Linked DNA regions of Homo sapiens: region 2 is linked to region 1. Evidence: chromatin loops called from intact Hi-C (ENCODE). Cell type or tissue: PC-3. All regions are shown on one strand. Links, peaks and the distances in the headings refer to the core of each region. The heading gives the core; the rest is flanking DNA. Region 1 has its middle 170 kb from the start of NR5A2. Region 2 has its middle 340 kb from the start of NR5A2.

Region 1 (2,922 bases), core at 277-2,776:
GGCATGATCTCAGCTCACTGCAATCTTCATCTCCTGGGTTCAAGTGGTTCTCCTGCCTTAGCCTCTCAAGTAGCTGGGACTACAGGCATGTGCCATCACGCCTTGCTAATTTTTGTTATTTTTAGTAGAGTCAGGGTTTTATCATGTTGGCCAGGCTGGTCTCAAACTCCTGACCTCAGGTGATCTGCCTGCCTTGGCCTCCCAAAGTGCTGGGATCACAGGCGTGAGCCATCGTGCCCGGCCGGAAATACTCTTGTGTGTGGCTCCCTGTCTTTCCATTCGGTCAGGGGTCTGTGATAGAAGTGACTCCCCAGGAAGTCTTTTGGGGAACTCACAGGACAGAAGTGGGCGTTATCTTTGGTGGGCTTCTCTCCCCACCTCTCACCCCCACCCCATTGGTTTGTCTTTGAGATAACCAATTTTTATTGGGCATTGACTTTTAGGGCTGAATTGGGTCTTTCAAAGTTCACAAACACTACCCACCTCACCAACCTAACCACCTGCTAACCTTTCTGGAAATTTCCAGGCAAGTGGCTGAACCAAAGCAGGGAGTGTAGTACAAAGGCAAGATGGAAGCACAAGGCATCATGTTTCATGTATTAAAACCAACTCCTTGGCCAGGTGCGGTGGCTCATGCCTGTAATCCCAGCATTTTGGGAGGCCGAGGAGGGCGGGTCACCTGAGATCAGGAGTTCGAGACCAGCCTGGCTAACATGATGAAACCCTATCTCTACTAAAAAAAAAAAAAAAAAAAAAAAAATTAGCCAGGCATGGTGGCAGGTGCCTGTAATCCCAGCTACTCAGGAAGCTGAGGCAGGAGCATCACTTGAACCTGGGAGGCAGAGGTTGCAGTGAGCCGAGATCGCATCAGTGCATTCCAGCCTGGATGACAGAATGAGACTCCATCTTAATAAAAAACAAAAACAAAACAAAACAAAAACAACTCCTTGAAATCACATTTAAATATTAAGGTATTATTATATAACCACAAAATTTGCCTTTTAGATGGAATATGAAACCTCATCTATTCTTTGCAAATGTATTAACCTCACTCTTCTTTGTTTTAAACCATTTCTCCTCAGTCTTTCATACAGACAGATGGTCTCAGTTATGTACAGTAGCTTCTAGCCTCTGTGTTGCTATGCAACAAAATGCATCCTATCTGCGTCCTTTCTCTGTTATATCCCATTTCCGTTCAACTCAAAATAACTAGCCGAGTGCTTCAACATGCTACTTCCTCCTTTCTACAGAGTTGAATACCTATCAAGTATCTTCCTGGGCTTCCTATCTCTTCCTGTTACAGTCTTGAAAAAATGTGTTTGCTCCAATTTGATTTTCCTCATCACTTCCTATTTACATCAACCCACTCAGAGCTAAGGCAGGCAAAACATACATCAGTGAGTCATGCAGCTGTTGGCCCATAGGAAAAAGAAATGTGTCAGCCAATTGAGTGATATTTGAAACTAAAATTTTTTTTATTGTTGTCAGATGTGGGGTTCCTGTTTTTCCTTTTTGTCATGGCTTTGTTTCTCAACAGATACTAGAATGTACAAAAAATTAAACATAAAAGTAACTTTTCTCATTTTGGGGTTTAAGAAAGAGGGTAATAATCTTGCAAAAAGAGGGTAAATTCTTGCAAAATAAGAGGCAAGCAGAGGACATGTAAATGTCCTGAATTTTGTAGATAGAAGCTTGGAATTTAAAGATTAAAAAGTCCTTAAACAGAAACAAAAATACATCTTTTAAAAGACCGTATGTCATGTTGCAGTTTTTTTCTCTCTCGCTTGTTTAATCCTTAGGACATTAGACTCATTTATGGATTCTTCCAAAACTCATTTCATGCCCCTTTAATTCATGTCATTTTTCTTATCCCTAGTGGTCACAAATCTCAAATAATTAGATTAAGGTTGCCCCAACTAAGAAACCAGTGAATGTGGAATGGGGGAGATGGTAACATTGAGGTTAGAGTGGTTGCAGAAAATATGTTCATCACTCCTTGCTCTTCAGTGATCAAATTCCAATTTCTGAAGAAAAATCTAATGTCAAGTGGAAAAGAATGCATGTATTTGAAAATCCAAAGAATCTATGTAATTCACATTGGTGTTTTATTTCTTGATTTAAAAAATGAAGGTGCTGGAACATTGCATGATTTGAGATGAAGTATAAATCACTCAGTAGAATTTTGATGCTGTACAGTTATTATAAACTCAACAAAAAGTTTTAATTGCCTTAAATTTGTGCGAAATGTTCTTTAGAGGTAGGCACATTTGTTTTCTTTCCTCAGACGTTTTGGTTTCTCAGTCAAGTGTTCTCTGTGGAGTTGTAAATTTTCTTTCATGGCTGGGGTGGACGGATTTTACTTCCATGGTTAGTGTTTTCACACCTGATTTTGCTAAACTTGTGTTGGCCTCTTACCTGAGAAAGGTCCCTACAGCATACTCTAATGATGATCAGAACAGGTGGTCCTTGTGGCCAGCTTCCCTACCACACTGTTTCTTTGGAAACTCAGCACTGGGAATTGTTGCAAGAGCAGAAGAGAAGCTAAGTAATGTTGAGGATCCGAGTTTAGTGGCACTACTCGTTTGAGGTTACTGTAGTCTCTTGATACTGACAGGACCTTATCAGTACACAACGCCACAACACCATAGTACCCTTTGAATACTCTGACTATATTCTGTGTCTAAGCCAAAACGAAGTCAGGCAGCAATGTCAGATTGGACCCAATGGCAGCCAGGCTTTGGGGTGGAACTATGTGTGTGCCTTTGGCTTAGATGGTCCTGTCTGTCTGTGTTTACAGGGGGATTCTGAAGTCATTTTTTAGGCAGGTGCTGGTGTTCTTTATTTGGTCACATAAAAAATAAAAGGAGATGAAAGATTGGTAATGTGGATGTGTTAAATTTATAGATATGTGTATGTATATAT
Region 2 (2,922 bases), core at 196-2,695, 170 kb after region 1:
CTTCATCTCCCTCAGGTCTTTTCTCAAATGTCTTATTCTCAGTGAGGTCTTCCTGACTACTCCATTTGAAATTGCCCTACACCTTTGTAGAACTTTTTATTTCTAGATAATAAAGGTTACATTTTTAATTTTTCTTTTTAGCACTGATCTGATATATCATATTATTAATTATTTATCTTCTCATTTATTGTCATTCTTAGGCAGGGATTTTACCTCTTCACGCCTCTGTTTCTAGAGTTCAGAACTGTGTTTGACACATACATGCACAGAAGGCCATTAACAAATGTATTTTGAATGAATGGGAGAAAAAGCCACTCTCTCTTCATTTTGTCTGCTTTCTCCTTTTCTCCCTTCACTGGCTTTTTCCACATCTTGAATCCATACACAGAACCCGTTCTTCCACAGCTCTCCAGTTACCAAGTCCTAGTTCCAACCATGCTCAGAGGCTGAGTAGCTGTTTCTCAATCTGAATCTCAAATTCCCAGGTGAGAAATAAAATGGACACTGCTTTTATCAGGCCTATGTTCTGGTACAATCTGCCGTGGCCAAGGGATCAGAGACACAAATTATCCACTGAGATTGTTGCCAGCATCTACTTGTCAGGGAGGAGGAAGTAATTCCAGGAAAAGGATACTTGTGCATTGAGTGGGCACCAGGTATTCACAGTAGTTCAAGAGGCCTGAAGAATCCTTTCCAAATCATTTAAATTTCCCAAATACTTTATTTATTTATTTATTTATTTATTTGAAACCGACTCTCACTCTGTTGTCCAGGCTGGAGTGCAATAGCAAGATCTTGGCTCACTGCAGCCTCCACCTCCCAGGTGGAGCAATTCTCTAGCCCCAGCCTCCCAAGTAGCTGAGATTAGAAGCCCACACCACCATATCTAGCTAATTTTTGTATTTTTAGTAGAAATGGGGTTTTGCCATGTTGGCCAGGCTGGTCTCAAGCTCCTGGCTTCTAGTGATCTGCCTGCTTTGGCCTCCTGAAGTATTGGGATTACAGGCGTGAGACACCGCACCGGGCCAAATTTCCCAAATATTTTAAATGGATTCACAAAAAAGTGTCTTGTTCATCTTTGTATCCATAGCACCTAGAGAAGTTCCCAGGGGGCAGACCTCATGGTTTGAATTGTCTTTTTGCATTATCTGATGGTTTCTGGTGTTTACTAATACCTTTGTTCTATTGATGATCATGGTAAGAATAGGGAAATTTGGTTATTTGATAATGATGTAGTAAAAGAGAAAGATAAGTCAGGGTATTTACATGTATGCAGTTGTAAAGAGGTGGAAATAGTGTGTGTGTTGGCGGGGGAGATTTAAAACTTGACTTAGGAAAGAGCAATCCTTACTAAAATGTACAAATATACTTGGTGAGCTAATGTTTTTGATGCAAGGGCTTGACTACAGGATAATAGCTTACAAGTTGTCCCCTGCTGTTTGGTAATGTTAATGGACAGGAAGTGAGTAATGATTTATAAAGTGGTGTTGGAGCTGTAGTTAACAAGGCTCCCTGACCACAGTGCAATGTGCAGAAGGAAGCAGCAGTTACAGCTCGTGGAGGAGGGAAAAGGCTTTTCTTCATTGTTCCTACCTCATGCATTGTTCAGTTTCTAAGCTCCCTCCCCACTCCTTGTTTTTCCTGACAATACAGAGCCCAGGGATGACCTCTGAGGGAGGCTTTGTAGCAGGCCGTCAGATAAAATCCAGGATGCTCAGTTAAATTTGAATTTCTGCTGGGCACGGTGGCTCATGCTTGTAATCCCAGAGCTTTGGGAAAGCAAGGCAGGCAGATGGCTTGAGCCCAGGAATTTGAGACCAACCAAGGAAAGATGGGGAGATCTCATCTCTATAAAAAATTAAAAAAAATTTAGCCGGGCGTGGTGGTGTGAGTCTGTAGTGCCAAATACTCGGGAGGCTGAGGCAGGAGGATTGCTTTAGCCTAGGAGGTTGAGGCCACAGTGAACTGTGATTGCACCACCTAACTCTAGCCAGGGTGACAAAGCAAGACCTCATCTCAAAAAAAAAAAAATAATAATAAAATTCCAGATAAATAGTGAATAACTTTTTAGTGTAATTATGTTCCAAATATTGCATGGGGTAAACATATAAGAAATTATTTGTTATTTATCTGAAATTCAAACTTTAACTAGTTGTCTTTTTATTGACTCACTCTGGCAACTCTACTTACAGCCCACATTGCTTCATAAGAGGCTATTAGTTCATGCAGATGCAAAAGTTCCTTTAGTTCATTCCTAGAAACCTGGGGACAAGACAGACCTGCCAAAGAATAGAGGCTTAAAACCAAGCTGAGGGAGAAAAAATGCTGTTGTTATTAAATGCTCTGTGTTGATGTGATAGTTTAAAAGAGTGACACTATTTATGTGCCTGTGTTGGGAATGTGTGGACTATTTTAAAAAAGAAAAATCACTCTACATTTAGAAGAGAAAACCTGGAAAATCACAGAATGAATGAGCCAGCAAGAACTGAAGATTCCTAGTTCAGGCTTCCTCATTTCACAGAAAAGGGAACTGAAATAACAGAGTTGAAATAGTCTTGCAGGCAGACCTGAAAAATCCAGGTGATATCATTTAATAATTGGGGGAAATGGCTGAATGCCTCCCTGAGCTTTAGTTTTCTACTTCTAGTAGAGGGGAGATTGAAATACTTACCTCAAAGAATTCTAGTGAAGATTCAATGAGTCAGTGCTAACGCCCCCAGAACTGCTTTCCAGGGTGTCAGTGCAAGTTGCTGTGGGGCTCTCTCCCCAACAGGCTGGTCAGCTGCATGGCCTGATGAGGCCTCCTCACGCCACTCATTGTGGCCGCACTACAATGTTAGTAGATAATTTAAGTCATCGCTGGCCTCCGTTTATCACCAAAGCAGACTATAGAGCACTTTACTTCTGCTGGATAAATGATAA

Evidence for each region. Peaks named below come from ENCODE experiments on the same cell type or tissue, not always from the same donor. Only the 100,000 strongest peaks of a DNase experiment are listed, where the experiment ranks them.
Region 2: a loop joins it to region 1, with 2.8 times the contacts of the local background. A loop is called at or near these places in 4 of 110 quality-filtered maps.

Annotation. Positions count from the first base shown.
Region 1 is chr1:199,858,092-199,861,013 of GRCh38, reverse strand. No RefSeq gene overlaps it. Among named protein-coding and RNA genes, the nearest start is that of NR5A2, 170 kb to the left of the region's middle. In PC-3, for the core only: no CTCF peak of the experiment used is centred there; a DNase peak (open chromatin) is centred at 1,373; H3K27ac peaks cover 353 bases.
Region 2 is chr1:199,690,316-199,693,237 of GRCh38, reverse strand. No RefSeq gene overlaps it. Among named protein-coding and RNA genes, the nearest start is that of NR5A2, 340 kb to the left of the region's middle. In PC-3, for the core only: no CTCF peak of the experiment used is centred there; a DNase peak (open chromatin) is centred at 1,487.